Regions from separate parts of the Mus musculus genome. Here all the other regions are linked to region 1. The links are chromatin loops, found by intact Hi-C in ENCODE. Cell type or tissue: gastrocnemius. All regions are shown on one strand.

Region 1 (5,000 bases):
ATTAGCAGGGTTTTAGGATGTAAGATCAATATACAAAAATCAATACTACAGATTGTTAGATAAATCAAACCTGTCTGGCCATTTGTTAGTAAGATAATACAAGGGTACATACATGTGATTGTTGTATCCTTTGTCAGCGCTCATAGAACATACCACACAAAGACTGAGCCCTGAGTGAGCTGGAACTGTAATAATAATCCATCAACATTGGTTCACCAACCGACCAAGCATACCACCACCTGGTACCAGTTCTCATTTGAGATGTTAGTCATGGGGGAGACTACGAGGGCCACAGGAGCAGGAACTTTGCTGTGAGACTGTGTCTCTCATGTCAGAATCTACACCCATCAAATCCCACCAGCTGCGTAAATGTTAGCTGAACAAAGACAGCAGGCAGGCCAGAGTGGACAGGGAAAAGCCCACGAGGCCTCAACCCTACACAGAGCTGCAGGCATCTAAGGGAGGCTGAGAGTGGGAGATAGGGTCTGCCCCAGGAAGGAAGAGCACACCAATTAGTTGTCCAACACCAAATGCCCAGCCCTGAAAACACATGCATATAAGTCACATTATACAGACTGAGAGGGTTGTATTTAGGAATATAGATGAATATGCACGTGACAACAATTAATGAAAAAAGAGCAAGGAGGGGCATTTGGGGAGGTGGAGGGAAGAAAAGAGAAGGGGGAAATGATGTAATTATATTATAATCTCAAAAATAACAAAGAGACTTTCTAAGGCTACACAGAAAAACCTTGTTGCTAAAAACAAACAAACAACAACAACAAAAGTAATGTGTCTGTTTGTCTTTCTGCTTACTATCCACCAGGTGGTGAAGAGCCTCTCCTAGCATAGTCTCCTGTGAGCATGTTCTGTCCAATGGCATGAGGCCAAGTGACCACGGACTGACCCTGAACTGGGACAACCTGCTATGACTCCCAATAGCATAAATTATGACGTACACAGCATTTCCCAGCACATACGCCTGCCCAAAAAAAAAAAAAAAAAAAAAAAATGTGACCTGAATCTCTTCCTGCCTATGGCTTAATTTCCTGTTTCCAGGAAATACATCTGGTGTATTCAAGGGCACCTCGAGAAATAGTCAGGCAAATTTAGAGAGCAGGGCACTGCAAGATGGCTCACTTGATAGCTTCATAAAGTCAATGCTAAGAAAATAAGTGCAAAGACTAAACTAAAGGAAAATATAAGTGACAATTCAATAGCCAATATTTGCATATATACTTCTATTTGTAAGTATTTTAAATAAACTGTGTGTGCTTACTACAGGGAAATTTTAAATCCATAAGAAAGTCAATAATCACATATAATTACGACTAATTAGTGATTTGTTGAAATGCTCTTTCCAAGGCCTTTTGAGTCGGCTTCTCCATCCCTGGCTAACATTAAGGGCGAGCCAGCCTATCAGTCAGCAAACGTGGGCCAATACAGCAAGCATCTCCAGCCTCAGCTAGCTAGGATCTGTCCTCTTCTTCACGTGCAAGACTGGATATCCATCTGTTCCGTTATTTTCCTCAATAATTTTCTCCTAACTATAAAAGTGCTTTTGTTTCTTATTTTATAAAATTATAAAACATAAGAGGAAAATTAGACTTCAACAATAAGTCTACCAATTAGAGATTTTATTATGTGTATGTGCCTCTTAAACACTTTAAGAACACTAGAATCTCAAATCGTTTGGGTATCTGGACTTTGCTTTTGTTATTGTCGTTGTTTGACTGCGGGGGTGGGTATTTGTGGGCACACATATGCCTATTTTTCGGGCATTCATGAAATGGAGGTTTACATGGGAGTGACTTACCTTAACTACCTGACACCTTAGCTTCTGAGCCAGGGTCTTGCTGAACCTAGAGCGAGCTGACCAGCAGACCCCAGGGATCCTCCCGTCTGCCTCTGCAGCTCTAGGGTTACAGCGCCCTGCTTTCCAAATTCAGGTCCTCGTGCTTAGCGGCAAGCACTTTACTAGCTAAGCCACCTCCTCAATTCCCAGGCACACACACACACTTCTTTTTTTCTTTTTTAGATAAAGTCCCATTGTGAGACACAAGCTAGTCTCTAACTTGTAATCCCCCTGCCCTACTTAGCCCCCTGAGTACAGGGGGTTACAAATTTGTCACCATAACGGGCTATTTATTTATTTACAAAATTTATTCTCGTTTATCATTTTCCCTGCCTTTAAAATAATGTCTGGAACACAGTTACATAGCTGCACTGTTTTCTTTTGTATGAACATTTAGCAAGTCATTTTACCAGCCCTTCATCATTAGATATTTCTATTACTTCGAAATTTTTCCCAAGGCAAGACCACTGCGCACTGGAGTAAGGGAACGTGCAATAAGCCTGTAGTAACTGTCGTTTAATAAACCACAGAGCTTAGAACTGAGGGGCGACATGGATGGCAGGGATAAAGAATGTCTTCCCCCTGGTTCCAGGAGGTCGGTTTTTACTGCCCTAGCGAGGATTCCCTGGAACCCGCCTCTCCAGGGTTCCTACTGTCTGCTGAGCTGCACTGCATCCCTGTGGCCATGGGTGGTACTGCAGCACGGAGGCCTCAGCAAAGCTGCTTAGATTCCTTTCCTGACCGATTTTTTAAATCCAATTTAAAACTGTGACCATTTTCCTTCAACTCTCAAATTGGAAATTTACAAGCCCAAACTGATAGTCTGTGTGATATTTCCCTTGTAATAAACACTACTTTAGTGCCTTGAGCATTTAACTAAAACAAACAAAAACCTACCCAGCTGTAGCGCCCGCCCTCTCCCCCACACCGTCCTTTAGTCATATTGAAGGAAGCCCTCAAACAAGTGGAGATTATTCTTCTCTGTGGGACTTTCCACATGCTAGCAAGAACTCCTAAGGCTCGGCATTCTTTGGATTCCAGTGGGTTTGGTTGTCTTCCACATGCTACATGGACTGTAAACAGTCCTGCCCCACAATCCGATCTCCTCCCCTACAGGGCTGGAAAGGTTCCTCACGTTACCCATCCTTTCTCATATCTTGGAGACAGTAAGTCCCAAAGTGACACAGTAGAAATCTAGTGTGCAGAAACCCGGAACAAGGTGGTGTATGATACAATACATTCTCTTCATGCAGTTCCGTTATACTTAGCTCTGTCAGTGTTCCTGAGGCAACTACTAAATGGCCACAGACACTGACATCAAGAAGAAAGAGCAAGGGAGGAGAAGGAAGGTCCGAGAGATAGGCTCTCAACTGTGCACAAAGTACTGCTCCTTTCAAACTCTTCCAGTAGGGTCAAAGTTTGGAGTGTGGATGGTTTTGTTTGCTTGCTTCCTTTTTCAGTACTGCATATGGACCCATGGCCTCAGGAAAGCTAAGAAAGCGGTCTACAACTGATGCTGTACCGCCAGCCCATTGATGAGCTTAAGATGGTGAGCTCAGACACCCACATTCCCAAAAGAGTTTTTGGCTACCCACGTGACTCTAATATACCACCGGCATTGCAAACCTTTGCCTCAGAATATCTACAGTACTGAAGAGAACTCCTGAGGCTCAAGTCATAAAGACATAGTTCTAAGAGTAAGAATTTCTGAGGCAGGGGGAGCACGCCTTGAAGGCAGGACTGGTTGTAGAGATCTGCTAGGCTTGATGTCTACCAACCATTCTTTCTTCTAAAAGCAACTGATGTTCCCATGGAAACTGCTGGCTCCCTACCCAAGTCTGTCACTTGAGGTATGTGAGCTTCCTACCCTGGCTCAGGACAACCCTGGCCACTCCTGTCCTGCACCGTGCATCCAAGATATGACTTTACTTTCATGGAGCTAAACTTGCCCTTGGACTCAGTCATAGCTGAACCTTAAGGCTAACCATCTACCCTCAGCCCTTTCCACTCCTGAGCCAGCCTATCCTCCCTTTTATTGTTTTTTCTAAGTGATTTTTATTCGAGCTTTGTCATTTACAACATAAAAATTTCTGACAAATGTATATGCTTTCTAGCTATGTCCACACACAGGAAGGCATTGATATATCCTGATGTTTGTTTTTGTTCCATGATAAAAATTTCCTTCATCGTTCTAGGCAGAGCTCAAGCTAATGAATCACAAATCCCATATATTTGGAATGCTTCAGCCTTGTTCAATGTATCTATTTTTAGCATGGATCTTATAAACTGTCCACATACATAAAATGGAGATACAATATTTCACAGAGTTTTTGAAGGCAACAGGAAAAACTAACATGAAATCATTTCATGCTAGTTAAGTGTTGGCTTTTCCAAAGGGTATTCCTCATCATTGTCGTCATCATTGTCATGTCATCGTCACCATCCATCATCACCATCATCATCATCTCTCATTTTCTGTCACCAAGTTCCTGGAAAGTTACCTATCGTTAGTTTCAATGGTTACACAAAGACAATGTAATCAAGCAAGAAAGTGGTGAAAACATTATACTCTGGCTTCTTCCAGGATATAATCTTCCCAAGAGTGCTCCAAAGATGAGTCTGAATAATGTCTCCCAAGTTTCTTTGAGAACAAAGAGGCTGTGCGTGACCTTACAGCATGGCTATCTCTGCCGGCAGGTCGCTGCATCTTTGATGTTCATTTCCATAGATGCTTTATTTCAAAGCTTATTAATATCTTATACTTTTCATTTAATTTTAAAACAAAAATCCCACAGGCTGCTTGGGACAGGGGCTGCTTGGGACAGGGTGGCTTTCGACAGTGAGCAGCTTTATCGTGGCTTCCTTCTCTCCAGCCTCTCCGTGAACCACCCTGACAACCCACTGCTGGAAATCCCTTCCTCGCCCGTCCCAGTGGCGATGCAGTCCTACTTCTTGGCTTCTTGGCCTTTCAGCTACTGGGAACCCCCTTCTTCCAGCTCCTGACTCTGGAGTCCCCTCCCTCCAAAACTCTAGTTTCAGCCCCTGGAGCTCCTGGAGAATTTATCCATTTTCATATATCTTGAAGAACTCCATGAATAACTCTTGAATAACTCCATCTTTTTAATATTTCCTTCCCATGTGTGTG
Region 2 (5,000 bases), 1.0 Mb before region 1:
ACTACACTACCTAACACATTGCCACGATTGCCTGTTTTGAAAGAGTATCCATGCTGGGCAGTGGTGGCGCACCCCTTTAATCCCAGCACTTGGGAGGCAGAGGCAGGCAGATTTCTGAGTTGGAGCCCAGCCTGGTCTACAAAGTGAGTTCCAGGACAGCCAGGGCTACACAGAGAAACCCTGTCTCGAAACAAAAAAGAAAAAAAAATGAAAACCAAACAAAAAGAAACGTGTAGAATATACACTACTGGATTGAAACAGTGAGTTTTGTTTAGATGTATTCTATTTTAAAGTTTCTATAAATCACATTTATTTACTTATTTATCTATTTATTTATGAGGGGGAGGGACATATACATGAAGGTCATAGGACAACCTTTAAGAGTTGGTTCTTTGCTACCATCTGAGTCTTAGGGATCAAACCCAGGTCGTCAGGCTTGGCAACAAGCACCTTTTTTTTTTTTTTTTTTTCATTAAACCATGTTGCTGGCCCTTGGATATGTTTTGTAAAGCTAACTTTACTAACTCGTGATAAAGAAGGCTCACAAATCGATAGTCCAGACACGCACATGAGACTAAGAAAGCTACAGTATACACTCCAGACTGTAAAGTTTTCACCGTCAGTCTTCTGTCCCATCCTTCTCTTTAGGGAATCTGAAGTGTGGGATAAGCAGCCAGCCTAAAGTTCCTTGTTTCATGGTGGCACTGACCCTAGAATTTAAAATTCACCTGATAATCTATGTGCTGTGCAGTTGCCTGTCAGCTTTGGATAATTTAGCCTAGAGCGGTGGTTCCCAACTTTACTAATGCTGGGACCCTTTAAAATAGTTCCTTTAACTATAGTTTAATATAGTTGTACTGTGGTAATCATAAAATTATTCCTGTTGCTACTTCACAACTATCATTTTACTACTGTTACAGAACATAATGTAAATTTATAATGGTCTTAGGCAACCCCTGTGGGTTTGTGAATTTGTAGCTGCTAGGTCTATTTGTAGAATGCCCGTATACATTCGGTACTGTTTCAGAATCCAAGCTACTGTCTGCTTATGTGCTTAGTGCTTTTGGGTTGTTCTTTGTGCTTAGATATCGAAACTTAACCTAGGAAGTTCAAGAATACATTGTAGTATTGCTAGTACACTAGTAATGGTGGGATGCCCTAGAAACTGTAACTTGAAATTGTAAACTTCCTGACAAGTACTCTGAGCATTTAAATGTGTCGAACTTCTCTGGAAATCATTTTGGACTGGACCTTAGCTCACCCTCCCTCATTTTTAAGACAGGGTCTCACTGTGTAGTTCTGGCTATCCTGGAATACAGTGTGTAGACCAGACTGGCCTCCAACTCAAACAGTCCCTCCTGCTTCTGTCTTCTATGTGCCACCACTGCTTAGCCTGGACTTTAAAGTTTATAAACACAGTTCTTCCATTTGATTTCGTTTTATGAATACTAAAGGTATAGGGGCCACACTGTATAGTTAAAATTTAATTTTATGCTGAATTGTTTTTTCTATAGTTGAGGTATTATTAATACAAGAAGACAGTTTATTGGTTTGTGACTGTTCCCTGTTTGTTTCAGTTTCTCCATTTTTATGCATAAATTTCTTAACGGGCAATAGTGTAAGAGTCCTTTCTCTTTGGCACTAGGCTATGAAAGACCGAAAATTGATTTAGCACAGGTTGACAATATTCTATATATAATGTTCTATATTAAAAGAATAGTTATTCTGACTTATTTAACTTTCAGTAGTGCTATTAAAAGTATCTAGAATTTTCTGTTTCACCAAGAACACAGTGGTGTTAACAAAAGTGGCTTTAAGTTCACAGAAGCACTGAATAATACTGAGATCCAATATTTTTCCCATTGGAAAAAATGTGAAAACTTATACAAAATCAGTTTCTTAAGGCTGGTGCAGTGTCACTTTGCATGTAGAAGCTGAGGCAAGAGGATTCTTGGAGGGAAGACTGCTTGAGGCCTCGAATTTGAGGCTAGTCTGGACACTGTAAGGAAACTAGCTTACTGTGCTAATAGTTGAGGAGCCATGCATACTGTACACAATGCCCTTCATGGAGTGTGGTTTTCTTGAGTAGCTAATCACGTGAACCAGGCTCTTGCTTAATGTCCGTGGTTGTGAGGCTCTACACCCACTGTCCAGCTCGTGCTTCGTTCATCAGGGCTTTCTTGGATATTTGAAGGGTTTGAAATTTTTCACATTTCCATTCTAGATTGACAACATGGCTTTAGAATAAGAGTTCCACAAAGTACAGACACTTGGAAGTTAGTAGCTTGCACTGATCATCACTGAAGAGCTACTTTATATCTTTATCCTTATAAAGGCTTGGCTGGACACTTCATTTAGTGTTAGGTTTGCTGGAGTTGCAGTGCTCATATTATCCAGTTGAGGGCAGCTACTTACCAATTTAAAAGAGTTTAGAATGCTACCACTTGGTGCTTCTGAAAATGCAGTTTCTGATATACAACAGTGCTCACTTTCTCTCCTGTGTTTTTTATTGTCACAAATAATCATGGGAACATGGAAAGCTCCTTTTTCCTTCGTAATAATTGTTTAGCTCTTTAAGAACTGAAGGAGAAAGCCTTATGTTCACTTAAAGTTCTTCCTGTCCCAGCTCCTTTAGATCCCGTCTTTCTTCCCCGCTTACATCAGACTTCAAAAGTCGCATAGATTGGCTTATCTGGGAACCTGGATCTTAACAGAACATACACATAAACAAGGCGGCTTTACAGGTCTCTGAGACTTTTATGTGTAAATGTGAGAACAGACAGTGTTTATTGTGCTGTTTAATTAATCAGTGGGCTGAGTAAAAATTAAATTGCAACTGGCCTGTTTGGTATGTTTTTTATGCAAAATAAATTATATTCTCACAGAATATACGGCTGTCTTTCATTTTTGTTTTTGTTTAAGCACAGAGATATCATTTAGTTTAAATGATATCTTCCCTATAGTTCTGAAAGGAATTAGAAGTGCTAATTGTTTTCAGAGATTATCACTGAAATAAATTATTTTAAGAATAAAGATCTCGTTCTGTATAAAATTATATTATAATATTATTAGCAAAATAGATAGTATTTATATCTGGGGATAGATATATTAGCAAAAAGGTTATTCTAAGAAGACGGGCAGAATATGAGTGAGGGTTATAATTATGTGAACAAAATATCAGTCTTCCTCTAGAGAGTAAAGTGAGTGTCAAAGGACACACACAGACTGGGAGGTGGTGACATTTCTTCTGGAGAGGCTGGTGGGACCATAGACATGTTTCTCTTAACTATCAGTTATTACCTTCCCCCACCCCCCCGCCCCTGGCCCTGGCCATAATAATTTATAGATTTCCAGTGTCCTTATGCTGTCTTTTCTCTGGCCTACCCCTGGGTCTTTGTTGGGAATGATGTTGTGCATGCACTGCCATGCATCTCTTAGAGCATGTCCTTGTTTAGAAGTGACATGTGACTGTGATCATGGTCCTTCATAAATTATTTTATAAGAAAATAAGTGTATGTGTGTATCTGAATGTGAATGTATGTGGATGTCTGTCTGCATACTCCCATGCAGAGACAGGAAGACACTGATGACTTGTGCAATCACCCCTTGCCTTATTTCCTTGAGATACAAGACAGTCTCTTGGAGCTAAGTAGAGGCTACCAATCCCCAGGGATTCTCCTGTCTCAGTTCCCTGTACAACAGTTACTGACTCACGGGACCACACCCAGCTTTTTTTGTGGGTGTGTGCAAAGCTTCATACTCAGGTCCTCAGGTTTGAACAGCAAGAGCCCTGAAGTCCACTGAGCCAAGTCTCCAGTCCCAGTGTTAAGGACTGTTGTTATATTCTACTATCATTTACTTTTTAAACTTGTTACTGTGGTTGAGCAGGTATAACATAAAAAGTAATGTTTTTCCTTGTTCACGTATGTTCAGTGGCATTAAGTACACTCAGAATATTGCATAACAATTACCACCTTCCCTCTCCAGAACTCTCCCATTTTTTTCCCCTGAAACTCTGTAGCAGTTAAACATACTTATCTCCACACCCTTGTGCTTTCTGTCTCTGAACTGAACTGTCCCCACACACTGCTTAAGTGTTTGATTATAAGTGGAGTCATGCCACACCTGTCTCTTTGTAATGCACTTGTTTTACTTAGTATGATAGCCTCAACTGTCAATGATGTGTCAAGGCTGGAATTTTCTTCTTGAAGGCAAAACAGTATTCAACTCTGTGTGTGTAGCACTTAGCTTACTTAGATTATTTCCATGTTGTGATTGTTGTGAATAATGTTGCTACACTCATGGTACTTCTAGTCAAGTTCCTGCTTTTAAATCGTGTGTATGTCCATGTCCATGTCCAGAAGTGGAAATTTGGAGTGACCCCTTGACTGTGGGCAGTGTTTGGGGAGCTGCCATACCACTTCCCATCGCAGTTACAGTGTTTTCCATCATATTCCAGTTCCCCTACATACTGCCAGCAAGTTTGCACTTTAAGCTACATTTCAAATTTGATATTAGAGAGAAAGACCTGGTTTAAGAACATAACATCCGGATCGGGCTAGGAATAATTCTTGTGTACAAACTGTCTTTTCTGCTCATTAGTCTACTTACGATAGAGTAACATTGAGCTTTCCAAAGTGGGAGGGGCTGGGGGAAGAAGCCAGACAAGGTGGCTCACCCTGTAATTCTAGCACTTGGGAGTTAGAGGCAGGAGAATCACCAGTTCCAGGTCATTTCTGGCTGCAGGATCGAGGTCGACCTGAGTGGTTCGTTTAAGGAAATATTTAAGATTACACTGCAACTAATAGTTTGAGAATACTTTCAGGTAGAGTCGTTGCCTCTCAAGTTTACCTTGGGCGTTAGGGAGCAATGGAAAGTTCTTTAAACGTAGATGTTATAGCCCAGTCCTTTGCGTTTTAGGAAGGGTTGTCTAATTGATATGTTGGAGGGGTTAAGCACAGAGAATCCCCACCTACCATCCAACATTTCAGTCACCTCTG
Region 3 (5,000 bases), 1.0 Mb before region 1:
CTCAAGATCAGCCTATTCAGTCTCCATCCACCCAACCCCAGGCTCACCAGTCTCTTCACTATTTCCACAACATTCCTATTTCTCAAGTGCCATATAATTGGAATCATATAGTTTGTAGTCCTCTTAGCTTGCCTTTTTAGTACCATTAAGTTTCTTTAGTGTATTTTCATGGCCTGAAAGTTCACTTTTTACTGTTGAATAATATTTTGTTGTCTGTTTATCTATCCATCCACCTAATGGGGAATATTTTGGTTTCCTAGACTTCGGCAACCGTGAGCTGCAGACAAGGAGTAGTGTAGTTGTATATTTCCTTTCGAAAAGGAAACCTATTTGCCAGGGTGTCTTCTCTTGCCTGTGCTGTTTTTGCGTTCTTCTCACTGTCAGCGACTGCTCTGTTCTTCCTGGGGCTTGGCATCCTCAGGGCTATTGGCTTGGGCTGCTTGGGCTGTGTTGCTGTCCACTGTGGGCATGTGCACGTCTCCAGTCGGGTACATGCATATGTGCATCTTCAGACTGTTCTCTTTTCTTTTCTTTTCTTTTCTTTTTCCTTTTCCTTTTCCTTTTCCTTTTCTTTTTCCTTTTCCTTTTCCTTTTCCCTTTCCTTTTCCTTTTCCTTTTTCCTTTTTCCTTTCCTTTTTTCTTTCCTTTTTCCTTTCCTTTTTCCTTTCCTTTTTCCTTTCCCTTTTCCTTTCCCTTTTCCTTTCCCTTTTCCTTTTCCTTTCCCTTTTCCTTTTCCTTTTCCTTTCCTTTTTCCTTTCCTTTTTCCTTTCCTTTTTCCTTTCCTTTTTCCTTTCCTTTTTCCTTTCCTTTTTCCTTTCCTTTTTTCTGGCTCTTTTCAGTTTATTGCATGAAGGAGTTACACTAGTCCAAGTTAAAAGCAGACCCCAAATGATTACATTATACAAGCTGTGAGGTTTTTAAACTTGTGACAAGGGACAGAAGGGAAATTCTACTCATTGCAAGGAAATCCTCGCTTAAGCTTCAGAGAGCCACAAGCACTTAAAACCCATGAGCCTTCAGCTGATCGTCCTTAGCCAGCCCAGTCTCTATCAGGACCTGGCACATGTTCTTGCGCTGGTCACCCTGTAGCTGAATTACTTCTCCATATTCTGGATGCTCAATTACAGTACCATTGCAGGCAAATTTCTTCTTAAACACCTTCACTAGTTTCTTTTTATCGTAATCATCAGCGATCCCTTGGACAGTGGTAAGGGTCTTCCTGCCCTTTCTCTGTTGAGTTCTTATATGGATATAATCCTCAGAGCCAGCAGGATGCAGGTCATCACCCTTACTTACTTGCATCAGCAAAGGGGTCGAAAGAGTGGAGGTTCTGGATAGCAGACATACAGTACGATTCCTTTTCCTCAGTGGAAATGGCCTGCGGGAGAAGGCGGGTGGCGGGGCGGGGGGGGGGGGGGGGGCGGAGCGTCGGGAAGCGAGGGGGCTCGAGGGGGAGGCAGCTGAGTCCTTGGCGGCGGCTCAGTGACTGGGGCTAGACTGTTTTCTTAGCAATGTTGTTTTTCAAGAGTTTTATGGATTTTTTAAAAATAAAAGTTATTTGTTAATATTTTACAAGTATTTTTGGCTTGTTTGTGGTGTGTCTTCTTATTCTAGTCATAGTGTATTTCAGAGAACCTGCTTAATTTTAATGATGTGCATCTTCTCTATTACTTCATTCATAGACAATGCCTTTCATGTTGTAACTACAGTCAAGGTTATCTGCTTAGGTTTTTTTCTTGCGTGTTTGCAGTCTGCTTTAAGATAATTTTTGAAAAGAGTGTAAGGTCTCTGAGTGATGATGTTGATGCTGATGTAGAGGTTCAGGTGCCGTGGTACCATCTACAGGAGACTAACTTTTCTCTATTATATTTTCTTTGTATCTCTGTCAAAGATCTGTTGACTGCATTTATGTTGGTCCATTTCTGGGTCCTCAGTCCTGTTGCGCTATCTGTTCCCCAATTGCTCTCTTGATGGCTGTAACTTTGTGAAAAGACTTCAGGATAGGTTAGTGTCAATCTTTCCAGGTTGTTCAGTATTATATGGGCCCTTTGAAGTCTCTACCGTAACATTTAAATGTTGGAGCATTTGTTAGTGTCTGCAGAGTAACTGCTGGGATTTTGTTTGGAACAGTGTTGAGCATTTTTGCTTCTGCTCTGCCTTCCCGTGTTTAGAACTTTAGAATTCCTTTATCTGCCTTCCCGTGTTTAGAACTTTAGAATTCCTTTATTATATTTTCAGCATATGGATAGTAACTCAAAAGACAGTGCAATAATGAAAACCTACAAAAGAGATAAGAATGTTCAGTTTTAAAGACGTCTACAATTAATAGATTTAGCAGTGTCCTTAGTAAGTTGGAGAAAGTGATTTTTGCAGTGAAACATGTAATCATTAAAGTTTCTTCATTGAACACTAGAGGGCCATATAGTACCTTGTTAATGGTGCTGTTTTCATGTATTTAAATATCTTAGTGTCTGCCTATTATTTCTTGCTCCAATTTGGAATAAGTATTAAGGGAAGTTGTTTATATTGACATATAATATTTTTGTATTTTTTAAGTCAAGAAACTAGCATATTTCTTATTTTGACACATAGTAACAAAAATATTCAGTGCATCTTGTACATGTGTATAAACTCACTCTCTCCTCAAGGATGAGTACATTTTGAAAAGTCCTTAAGAATTAGCATATAATCTTCAGTCAGCAGACCTCCCATGACCAGTGATTGCCCTGGGCTTCCTCAGCATATGTGCAAAAAGAGCAGGTCCCTGGCGTTAGCACTACAGTAGGCTGAGGACGCCTCGTCATCTTGAAGTAAAGAATGCTTGACCAGTTAATTTTCTTGACTTTTCTTAGTTTGGTAGTGGGGTTGAACCATAATGTTTAGGCCCTAACAAAGTAGAGTGACTGTGTGAAGAGGAACAGGAACAGTTTGTTTAGACTTTTGGAATATGGATGACTACTTGTGAAAGTTCAGAGTCTGATCAGAATCGTGCTGAAATTGTCAACTTCTTGCCTCTGTTTATTTGATAGAATGCTTCTCATTCTTAATTTTTGTATTCTGGGGGACGTAGGACATTCTCACTAGTCAGTGTTCATGCTGTTTTTAAGAACTGGTCAAGGATGGTGAACACAGTGGGCGTGCCTTAGCTACACTGTGAACGTGGGGAAGGGATGGGTTGGACTCTGAGACTGCCAAGGGTAAACCACCACATCCCTGAGCCTCTGCACCTGAGCTGTCATTATTAAGCCACTTTTAGGTTGACAATTTAAATTTTCTGGGCAGGTTAGTCCCTGACCATACATGGTTGTTAGAGTCGATATGGATAAACAGTGGTGTCTCGTGGTGTGGTTACGGCTGGTGTGCTCTCACCACACACTCACTGCTCTGTACCGCTGCTGTTCTTCTGCAGAATACACACATGCTTAGTTCTGGCAGAGTCATGTGAGCAGAGCTTAAGTGACTAAACACCTTTTGCTCCAGGAATGAAATTAGTTACCTCATCTATTATGTTGGTGAAAGTTAAATTCTTAAATGGCTAATAACGCAATCCAAACGAGAAGAGGGATCGGTATCCCGTAAAGCCTTTCTATGGCTCTGTTTTCCAGAGCGCCACCTTCATTTACATCATACACAGAGAAAAGTAGCTGTTCTCACTCATTGCAAAATCAAAGCAGTTTTCATCCAACAAATAGGATTAATAGCAGTTGGATAGAAACATAGCATTGAGTGCCACAACTGTATTATATGGTCTGTTTTCATTTTCAATTAGATTATTTTCAGATGTTAAACTGCCAGGTGATCTAATTTCTTTATCGACATGATTATCCTTGTTTTTATTCTTTTGTGTGTGAGTGTTTTGCCTATGGACCACATGTGTGCCTAGTGCCTGAAGAGGCCAGAAGTCAGTGTCATATTTCCTGAAACTGGAATTGTTGCTTATCATGAGGCATCATGTGTGTGTTGGGAATTGAGCCCAGGTCCTCTAGAAGGACAATCAGTGCTCTTAACCACTAAGCCATCTCTCCAGCCCGCATGGGATCCCATTTAAAGGATGTATCCCAGCTTGCACAAGGAATCTGAGGTGGTCTGTATTTCGGAGTAGCATGGTAAAATGGAGTATATGTGAGAACCAGCGCAATGGGAATAATGCAGTAGAAGTGAGGCTGAGGCCAGAGAGGACGAAAGGAACGATCTACAGTGAGTTGGGGCAAGCTGGTAATAGCACGTAGGCCGGGCATTTCTGTCTTAGGGTTTTTTACTGCTGTGACCAGACACCATGACCAAGGCAATTCTTTTATTATTATTATTATTATTATTATTATTATTATTATTATTATTATTTTAAAGATTTATTTATTATTATATGTAAGTACACCGTAGCTTACTTCAGACATACCAGAAGAGGGCATCAGACCTCATTACTGGTGGTTGTGATTCACCATGTGGTTGCTGGGATTTGAACTCAGGACCTCTGGAAGAACAGTCAGTGAGTGCTCTTACCCACTGAGCCATCTCACCATCCCCAGGCTGGGCATTCCTGAAGTTGAATCCCAGTATTCTTCAGAGTGTGACCCTACACCACCTCAAACATCTGGAGTGCTAATTAGGAATGTAGGTCGGCCAAGTCTACCTCAGAACTACTTAGCCAAACTCTAGAGCTGGAGTATGCATTTAAGGGAGCTGTCCTAACATTCGTAGCACACTGGTTGTCCATAGAGTGGTGCCATAAAACTGAGGACAGTGTACACAGCCCTCTCAATGAAGACCAAATATTCTGTGTCTGTTCTCTCTGCATGTCTTTCTCTCTTACTGGGTTTCATGAGTACCTTAGCAGATTGTACCCTTGGATGTATAATAAGTGCATTAAGGAAACACTGAACTTTACAGTTAGATAGCTAGTCAAGACCAAACTGTTAACTCTTTGATGATATTAAGGATGCTGGTAGTACCTGTCACATAGTATCACTGAGAGTGTTTATTGAAGCCTGAAAGGTAGCCAG
Region 4 (5,000 bases), 210 kb after region 1:
CAGTAATACATAAAAGCTGTCTCTTGTTATAGTGGTACATTATGAAGCTTGGATAGTATCTTAGATTACAGAGCAAATGGTAAGATGAAGAACAGTACCAAGCCCCCATAGCTCATTTCTCCTCAATATAATCAGATGTTAACATAACTTAAGAGGACTGAAGGCTGGTGCAGTGCCCCCCGTCCCATGCAACACATCTCTGCAGTTAGTGGAGTAAATACAAGGCCACTTTCCTGTCATCCAGGCTCACATGTTCTGAGTTTCAAAAGTGGCTCTTGTGTGACTGAATCAATTACAGTTTACAAACTAAAGCCAAATACTTTGAAGACAATCTAATGGGCCAGTGGGTTAACATTTCACTGGAGATGGAAAGCGCTCTCCAGCAGGGTCCGTGGCTTTCTTCTGTTTTCAAGAAGAGTTCCATATGCTGGACCACTTCTTTGTAGTCTTCCCCGTTATCCAAAACCTGGGCGGCCAGCGGTTTCCTGAACGTGTTGCTTCTATAAGGGAATATTTACTTTGTTTTCTACTAAAGTTCCTATCCTTGGCATATGATTGCACTTGATTTTGGCATTTAGGGTCTGGGGTTTCTATTGTATGTTTTCGGTTAAGAGTATTTAAGGAACATCGTTGTAGGTTCTCACCCATGTTAGTTTTACGAGAATGGGATGACTTGAGTGTTATTCAGACTAAATTCTCATTGGCAGCAAGCCATACAAGAGCAAGAAGGGGGCAGGGGTGTGGAGAGGGGTATGAAGTGTGTCTTTGCCTGTGAGATTTCAACATTTAATAGTGAAGATTCTGAGCAACCTATCTTTATTGAAGAAAAAAAAATCCCTCTTAAACATTGGCTCTCTGTAAGCAGGATAAGTGCGATAGTTGTGTATCTACTTGACACCATAATAAACTGAACTCAGCTTTTCGATTCCTCATCTCAGACTACACTGCATTGTTCAGAATATATGTAGATGGTACCTGTCTTAACCCTGTATCTCCAGTCCTTTGCACGGGTGGGTGGAGTGGTTATTTGCTAGGTGGGTTTGGTAGACAGACGGATGGCTTTCACGGGCCATTGAGTTTACTCAATACCGTTGCTATTTGTTGATGCAGATATATATTGAAACAAATTTCCTTTTCTTTCTTTTTTTTTTTTTTCCATCTCACTCTTCCATGCTGTTTTCTTGCTATGTATTTCTCTCCCAACTACTAGAAAGGAAAGTGTAGCTGTGTGGTTCTCATGGTACTTTCTTATTATATATATTGATTGAGGTCATGGCAGAACTCAACAGTGTTCAAAGAAAAATAATTGTGAAGAAAATTTTATGAGATAAATGGAAATGGGTTATTGTGTTTGTTTCCAAAACTTTTAGGTAAAAGCTTGATATTGTTCATCTTTGTCAGTCAGCTTTTCATCGCTGTGACAAAATTCTTAATTATAAACAACTTAAAGGAGAAAATTTGGGCCTGTTTTCAATCCATGGTCACCTGCCTCCATCACCTTGGGCCTGGTGCAATCACATTGGGGAGTTTTTCACCATATAGAATCTGTGAAAGAGAAAAGAGGCAGAAAAGGAAGAAAAAGTAGAGAACAGGAAGAGAGAGAAAAGAGAGCCAGGCACAAGGCGTACTCCTCAGAGAAACACCTCAAATAGCCTTCCTCTGGCCCCTAATATCCCACTCAGCCACCAGGTCATCCACCGTGGCTTCCACCCATCCAGGATTAGTTCATCTGACCATGACCTGATCCCATCTCAGTAATGCCTGTAGATAGAGGGCAAAACCCTGCATACATGAGTTTTCTGGGGCCACCTTCATACCCAAACCATACACCATACAAACCTCCTGAAATACTCAGGTTTGGGGTTTGCTTTTTGTTTTTAGGTTAAAACTGGAGAAGCCATTTTTAATATATTATCCTTTGAGCCTTCAAAGATAAGGTTTCCTCAGGTGCCTGCAATACATTGCTGTAGGAAGAATGTAATTCTTTCACTGCTCTTGGAATCAGCCTGTGTCATTTAGAAGAGAGAATATTAAGTGTATTTACCAAAATATATCATCAGAACTGGCATTTTAAAAAGATAATTATAGGACTGTAAGTCAGTATCCCTAAAAACCACCATTGTTTGTATTCAGTTTCTTAAATTTAGGTACACGACCCTGAGAATACAGCAATGAATATATGGATCAAGTTAGACTATTTTAGCTTTGGTATGAACATTGTTTCCTTTTAATTAATGTCAGATGCACATAGGCCATAAAATTCATGATTCGATGCCAATTTGAATGTCACTGAATGAATTCAGAAGCTGATTTCTCTTTTCCAGAACTAATGGGAAATCATTGCTACCTTACTTTTTACTTCACTGTGTGGAACAGAATCCATAGCCTCACTCGGAACTCTGCCGCCATCTAGGGGCCTCTCCTTTCATTACAAGCTTTTCTTTTTCTAAAGTGTGGGGCTACAAAGCTCAACAAGGAGCCAAGACTTGTAAGGTCACTGCAGAGCCCTAAAAACAGCCTAGCTCTGCAGACGACCAGTCATTTATTATGCTGAAATGATGTTTCTCGTTAGCTGCTAAAATTGCTCGTGTGGCTGGAGAGACAGACTTTAAGAGCGCATCCTGTTCTTCCAGGGGACCCAGGGTTCAGTTTCTGACACCCATGGCAGACAGCTCACAATTGCCAGCAGCTCTGGCTACAGAGGACTGAAGTCCTCTCCCAGACTGCATGGGCACCTGCATACAGGTGCACACTAACACAAAGATATGAGTAAAATAAAATAAATCTTTAAATGTTTTGGTATTTTCTTAGCCTATAGAAGTTGAAGGCTCACACAACTCATTAGAAAGAATCCCACAGGTATTCCTGTAATCCCAGCACTAAGGAGTCTGATTCCATCTTCTTGCAAAACAAGAAGGGAAGGAGGAAGGGTGGGCAGTGATTGCAAAGAACAAATTAAAGCTCTGAATGTTTTAAAAAAATATTTTGTGTTTTGCCTGCATATATGTGTGTGTGTGTGTGTGTGTGTGTGTGTGTGTGTGTGTGTGTGTGTAAGAAAGTGCCGGCTCATCTGAACTGGAGTTACACATGGTTATGACCCACCAGATAGATGCTAGGAATTGACCTCAAGTCCTCTACAAGAACATATGCTCTTAACCGCTGAGCCATTTCCCCGGCCTCTGAAATGTTCTTTCAGATGGAGAAGTACTAGCCAGGTTGGTGGTGTGTACATAATCCCAGCATTTGGAAGGCAGAGACAGACAGATCAGGATCACAGCCATTCTCCGGCTTAGTGAAGCTTTCACAGCTAGGCTGGGCTACATGAGACAGTAGGACAATGGTTCCCAACCTTCCTGATGCTGTGACCCTTTGATACAGTCCCTTATGATATAGTGACCTCCGACCATTATTGCTACCTCATAACTGTAATTTTGCTACTGATATGAATTGTAATGTGAATAACCGATATGCAATCCCCAGAGGAGGGTTCCAGAAATTCAGACTGTGAGCTCATCCACTAATGGGGAGTTCTCTTTTGGTGATTGCCTATAACTTCAGGTCTGTAATGTTTTAAGGCTATATAACAACAAGCCATCTCCAACCCAGATGATTTTAAACAATTGCATATTGTTTGCCTTTATCTTTGCAAGTTAGGTAGGGATTCACTGACACTGTTTTCAGAACTAATGGTTCAAAATCAGAAATCAGAAGTATTAGTTGTCTACTTCTCAAAAATTAGCCAACAATCGTTTGCTGTTGTAACAGGGTCTCCCTGTGTATCCCAGGCTGAACTCACTAGCCATCACCCTGCTGGGGCTCCTCAAGTGCTGGACGAGTTGTGTGCCACATCTGGCTGACCAACAATCTAAATTATCCGCTATTTCTTCTTTACACATTTTTTAGGAAAACAAACAAGCAAAATAAACAAAAAGCCCAGGTGTGGTGACCATGCCTCTAATCCCAGCACTCCAGAGGCAGAAGCAGGTGGATCTCTGAGAGTTAGAGGCCAGCCTGGTCCACAAAAGGAGTTCCAGGATAGCCTGGACTGTTACACAGAAATCCTGTCTCAAAAAAGCCATTGAGAGGGGTTGGGGTTGGGGGTGGGGGGAGAGAAGAGAACAAGCTAGGGCTGATGAGACACACCTGTTCTCAGCTGCTTGTGGAGGTGGGACGTCAAGGTCACCTCAGCCCAAGTGGGTTAAACTTGAATCTAAAGCCAATTTGGACAACATAATGATACCTCATATCAAAATAACTATGAGTCAAGACACAGTGGCATATCCTATAATCCTAGCACTTGGTAGGTAGAAGCAAAGAGGATCTGGAGTTCAGGGCTAGCCTTTGATACATAATTCAAAGCCTACATGAAATCACAAACAAATCAATCTACACTTATTCTTCCGATCATGGAGAAGTCTTTTCTTAATAGTTGTCTCAGTCAGGGTTTCTATTCCTGCAAAACATCATGACCAAGAAGCAAGTTAGTGAGGAAAGGATTTATTCAGCTTTCACCTTCCATACTGCTGTTCATCATCAAAGGCAGGCAGGCAGGAACTCAAGCAGGTCAGGAGGCAGGAGCTGATGCAGAGGCCATGGAGGGATGTTACTTACTGGCTTCCTTCCAAGACTACCAGCCCAGGGATGGCACCACCCACAATGGGCCCTCCCCCTCTTGATCACCAATTGAGAAAATGCCCTACAGCTAGATCTCTTGGAGGCACTTCCCCAACTGAAGCTATTTTCTCTTCGATAACTCCAGCCTGTGTCAAGTTGACACACAAAACTTGCCAGTACAAGTCATGACTTGAAGATTCCTGCAGCCTACCATGCTGTTTGCCACGCATAGCTGAAAACCAGAGTCATCATTTCTCAAAGGATTCGTTGCATTTAACCCTCCAGTTCAGCATCACAAAGACAGTACTGCTTTCTCTGTGGATGTATGGAAATGTTGACAGGATTTTTAAATCCTGGTTGTATGCAGAGCAAATGTGCTGGTAGAA
Region 5 (5,000 bases), 220 kb before region 1:
AATGACAACTGTTCACAGAGTCCTAGCTCTTTGTCAACATTGTGTTAGGTACTTGACACACATTATTGGGGCTAATTCTCCTTGGTCCTTAAAGATAATTAATAGGAAAACTGAGACTCAAAATATTGCCCCCCAAAATACACAAGAAATGGAAGAGAGCAGATTCAAGCCAGTGTTCCATGTTCTTTTTATTACTCGAGAACATTACAGGGCAACATTAAAGGCATTCTTCTGAGATCCATCAGACCTGAGCCTCTGTATCAACTGCTTGAACCAGGTTGGTGGACAAGATCCTCTGTGAGAAAGGTGTGTGTTACTGCACTCCAAAGGACTCGTGCCTCCCCCACCCTCTCACCATTCCGTGGGCTCCCTCTAGCCAACTCGGATTAGTATTTTTCCCTCTTAGGCCAAGAAAACAGCTCCAAGCATCATTCCAGGTCCCTACTCCAGACACTTCTTCCAAGAACTGGTTGGAGATACTTCCTTTAGAATCCATAGGTAACGGTGAGATTCAGTATTAAACCAATAGAATGAACAAATGCTTTTTTGTAAAACACCTACATCCCTGTAGTCACTGGAACAGATCAACAGTATCAACTGAACACTCTCAGATGAGGACAACATTAGCAACACACTCCACTCCCACTCACAGACAGACATCTTTGGCCCTCATACTCATCCCTCAGACCTAGATCAGACTCAGTGTCTACTCCAAAAGCACCTCTTATGGAAGTAAACTTGGAATCCCCTATTCAAAAGTAGCATGCTCACAGCAGTACAGCCCTGCTTTCAGTCCTCTGAGAGGGATCTCCAATGTATACATGATTTAAAAGCCTAAGAGGCCACCAGACTTCATTTGGTCTCCAAAGATTCAGAACCCATTTTCAAGGCCACCATACTGAAACTGGCACTTAGAACCTGATTTTGGCAGCAGACACTGACTCCTCACTTTGTCCCATGGATGAGAGCCTGGCATCAATTCATGTCTGTACTTCAGTGGACATCACAGAGATAGGTAATTGTCCTTAACTTTCCTCTTGTATTATTTTAAACTCCAGGAAGAACACAGCTTCCAAGGACAGGCCAGAGGAGGCTGATTAACTAGGAAGCAAGGCTGCACCTCAGCATTAACAGCTTAGCAACCTAACAAAGTATTGTAGGATATCAGAACAGAATCGACAGGAAGCAGAGACCAAAGATGGGGGACCATATCTCAACCAATGTGACTCCACTTTGTTAAGTGCTTGCCTTCTATTTAAACCTAAACCTCATGCTGACACCCTAACCTGGGGACAGTGAACACTCCCCCCGCCCCCCACCCAATGTAGCCATTCAAACTTGCTCTCCTTAATTAGCACACTGGGGACAGGGGACTGAGATTAACTTGTTGGGGCTACCGGAGCCCAGGCTTTCACCCTAAACACCTGGGTAATAACTCAGCGGTGGCTCTCAGTCTCAATTTATCTTTGAATCTCCTGAAAGACACCTCGCTTAGGACCCATCCTGCCCCAGTTAACTTTGCCTGTCTGTGAGACTAACCTTCTGCTGGGAGAGCATCCCTGCTAGGCCACTGTCCTCAGGATTCTAATTGTCACCTACACCACTATAATGCCACATGGTCTGACCTTCAAGTTCCTAACACCTCTCACACACTGCCATACAGTGAAGATACTTCTCCTGGTAGGTGAATGGAGAGCTTTAGAAATCTGAATTTGGCTGAGCTGTAACTCTTACTATAACGATGACCAAACATTCTTTTCAAGGAAAACTCCAATGCAAGAGGCTGAAAGGCACCCCCAATCACAGGGAAAGTCAGTGCTGAGAAACCTGGCCCTGTGCTGGCCATCCCGACTTCAAGCTGTTCTGTAGATGGAGACTGTCTCCTACCACCAGCCACTCAAACAACTCCTCCCCTGAGGTCGTGAAAAGACTATCTCAACTGAAGGACAATAAAAGGCACAATTTGGAAGCTTCCGAAAATTAGAATACTGTACAACCCAGAGCAATTGTCCAAAAGAGCCATGGGATTCCTGGGAAGAACAATACTTAATTGATTCCCAACAATGCTGAGAAGGTCCATTATCAAAGTGTTGAATCAATGACTGAAAATCTCCAGAGAGGAGAGTGGCAGCGCATAGCATATGGGGCTGCCTCAGTTCCTCCAGCCTCGCCGCTTCCCTACCACACAGCATGGCAGTGCTGGGCACTGTCAGGACAAAGTGACCCAATGGGCATCCTGGCTATGAGTGCCACTTCCAGGACACAAATAAAGGGGAGGGTAGAGATTCATGAACTAAAACAGTATTCTTTTCTTCTCTTTAGGGGAGGGCCACCGACACCTTCACCCCAAGAGCCTCTTCTTCGGGCCACTAGGTGGCGCAAACCCTCCTTTTAGAGAAAGGGACTTTTAAAAATCATATTGGTGTCCCCAAGCAACTCCCTACATCTTGCCAGAGCCGGATAAGAAAAGGATCTGTTGTCCAAAGACATCTATCGTGCTTAGCAAAAGGAAGGAAGGATTTTTCTAAATTCTGCTATGGGAACTCAGAAGTTAAACCTATGTCATAGAAGGACTCATGGATCTAAGATCTGCTTAAAAAATAAAATGAAATAAAGCTAATACAAGAAGACAGATAGCACTGGGAAGTTGAGTTTGGTTCAGATTGGTCAGTAATATCTGTGTAAACATGGCCAAGTCAACTCACTTCTCGGGTCTTCAACGCCTTTGATTGAGAAATAAGGAACATAGAATCTATAGAATTATGTCCACTACCAAATTCTGCAAGTGTTCATAATATGATACGTTTCTATTTTTAATTTATTGTCCAATTTAATTCATCAGATCTGATGAGACTTTAAGCACAAGGATGAGTCATGAAGTCCATACAAGTTGTTTTTCTGTTTTGTAGTACTGAGAGTGAAAGCCATGCATCACACATACTCAGCAAGCTCTACTGCTGAGTTATAGCCCCTGCACACTGTTTACTTATTGCTTTGTAACAGGGCCTCACTATGCTGTCCAAGCTGGCTTCAAATTCACTCTGTGGCCCAGGCTAGCCTTGAACTTGCAATCCTCCTACCTCAACAATTTGTTGAGGACTCTGTAATAAGTTTGAAAACTGAGGTATTACTAATTCATTTACTACAAAATACTCCCAGAATACCTAGGCACCCAGCACTGGGCAACCACGTAGCCAAATGATGAGATAACAAGCGATAAACAGGAGTTGTGCCACACTGTTCCTCTAGGAAATGGAAATCTACTGGACTCCAGAGTCCTAACCTCCTGGGTTCTCATAACCAGAAAGAATCTGAGCAGTTAAACCTACTGTACATTGAGAATCACTCATCCAAAATTCAGCCTGTGGATTCACAGCATTCGGGGTTTGTGGATTAGAGAGCTACGATTTATATAATCTACAGTTACATTAAAGCATTTGACATAAATGTAAATATCACAGGCTTCACTCAGATCGTTTATGTCCTGACAAACAGCCATGGCAACCACATGCTGCCCACTGCCTTCAACTTGGTATTTTACAGTCACTTCAAACCCAGGGCAGTAAGGTTCACCTTCAACAAATCCATTTCTACATGTAGAGAACATGTTCCAAGCACAATTCTTCAACATCACTGCTTCTTCAGTAATACTGCAAATAATCTTTTTCCTTCTCTCTATAAAATTTGTATCTTCCCTTACATTGCTAAAGAAATGCCTGTCTTAAATCTGGCTTCCTTTTGGATTTGCACAATGAAAGAGTTATCATCTCACATTGAATTCCAATCACCTGTATAAACAAATTTGCCTGCCTCTTTACTCTCTTATCTTAATTCTATTTGTTTTGGACAGTTTTATTTATTCATGTTAAGCTCGTCATTAGACAAAGCATTATAGGGACAAGGATGCCTCTAAGACACTACAAAGTTCATCCACGCTGACACTACCATTGATCCTATGGTCACAAATGACAATAATTGAATTAGTTCACCATCACTTGGTAAACATAAAGATGAGTGGAAAGCTTCCAGCTTCCAGTCCCTGAGTAATATACCTGTCTCAGCTGAGGATGTGGCATGGGCCTTAGATAGAACTGTTGTGACTAAAAGATACTCAACAATATGGTACTTAATTAGTCTGGAAACTCAGCAACAAGACCTTAGCTATTAATTACAAGATTTTCTTATTTTGGAAAAGAAGCAAATGTTCCAATAGCTTCTATTACCATCATTTCCATATTCCCAGAGGCTTCCCTGATAAACATTAATCATTTCTATATGTTTCACAGCTGGCTCATGAGTGTTAATGGAGGATACAGAATGGACTGTTAAGTTTTTCTATATATTGCTAACGGGAAGCCTGTGTATGGATGTGGGTCTGGACATCTGTGTGCATCATCTTTGCACACGATCGCCTGAAAACTCAGATGGGGAAAAGAGCAGTGATCGTGACAACTGAAGTCTGCCCAGTGCCTTTTATTATGACGTCACATTAGAGAAGCACACATTTCCCCTCCTGTTGTGTCCGGCCAACGGATCACATGTCTGGGTTCTACTCTGGAAAGGCATCTTGGAAACCTGGAAGAGAAGAGGGGCTAGGCGGTGCGAGAGGAAGATGTAGCTAAGACAGTCATTCTGATCAAAGCTCAATTTTACTATTCCGACACGCAGTTATGAAGGAGGGGAAGGGGGCCCAATTCCCGCCAAATAATCCTGGAGTCCAGTAGCAGGGTGACCACGTGTATGGCTCCGGAACAGCAAAGCAGCAGGCTCCAGCAGTGGGCATGGCAGAACATTGAGAGGCAAGCTCCATCCCAATGTAAACAGTGGAACCTGAGCAGGCAAGTTTCAGGCTGGGGGAGGGGAGGCTACACCCTCCCCTCAGCACCACCACAGTCTGGTGGGAACGGGTCTGTGGTGGAAGGGTCAAACCCTATTGTATTCTGTGATACATGTGACATCAGTGACTACTACCACTGTCATCCTTGGATGATGTCATTCAT

Evidence for each region. A loop is a pair of places that touch in the nucleus more often than their neighbours do. Peaks named below come from ENCODE experiments on the same cell type or tissue, not always from the same donor. Only the 100,000 strongest peaks of a DNase experiment are listed, where the experiment ranks them.
Region 2: it touches region 1 in a loop (3-fold over the local background); 16 of 42 quality-filtered maps call a loop at or near these places.
Region 3: a loop joins it to region 1, with 3 times the contacts of the local background. A loop is called at or near these places in 15 of 42 quality-filtered maps.
Region 4: a loop joins it to region 1, with 3.0 times the contacts of the local background. A loop is called at or near these places in 16 of 42 quality-filtered maps.
Region 5: it touches region 1 in a loop (5-fold over the local background); 36 of 42 quality-filtered maps call a loop at or near these places.

The regions. Positions count from the first base shown.
Region 1 is chr3:85,921,649-85,926,648 of GRCm38, forward strand. No RefSeq gene overlaps it. Among named protein-coding and RNA genes, the nearest start is that of Gm26204, 16 kb to the left of the region's middle. In gastrocnemius, a CTCF peak has its summit at 2,545; DNase peaks (open chromatin) are centred at 889, 1,891 and 2,528; H3K4me3 peaks cover 279 bases; H3K27ac peaks cover 271 bases.
Region 2 is chr3:84,919,812-84,924,811 of GRCm38, forward strand. The region is part of intron 4 of Fbxw7 (F-box and WD-40 domain protein 7); the gene reads left to right. Among named protein-coding and RNA genes, the nearest start is that of Gm40080, 44 kb to the left of the region's middle. In gastrocnemius, a CTCF peak has its summit at 2,394 (motif pointing right); a DNase peak (open chromatin) is centred at 2,397.
Region 3 is chr3:84,912,071-84,917,070 of GRCm38, forward strand. The region is part of intron 4 of Fbxw7 (F-box and WD-40 domain protein 7); the gene reads left to right. It also overlaps the pseudogene Gm46808. Among named protein-coding and RNA genes, the nearest start is that of Gm40080, 36 kb to the left of the region's middle. In gastrocnemius, a CTCF peak has its summit at 2,414 (motif pointing right); no DNase peak of the experiment used is centred here.
Region 4 is chr3:86,127,546-86,132,545 of GRCm38, forward strand. It overlaps Sh3d19 (SH3 domain protein D19), which reads left to right. Exons shown (of 22, transcript NM_001082414.3): 22 at 1-2,981. Among named protein-coding and RNA genes, the nearest start is that of Snord73a, 8.8 kb to the right of the region's middle. In gastrocnemius, a CTCF peak has its summit at 2,405 (motif pointing left); a DNase peak (open chromatin) is centred at 2,419.
Region 5 is chr3:85,705,288-85,710,287 of GRCm38, forward strand. All of the region lies in intron 5 of Fam160a1 (family with sequence similarity 160, member A1), which reads right to left. Among named protein-coding and RNA genes, the nearest start is that of Gm40082, 4.9 kb to the right of the region's middle. In gastrocnemius, a CTCF peak has its summit at 2,354 (motif pointing right); a DNase peak (open chromatin) is centred at 2,368.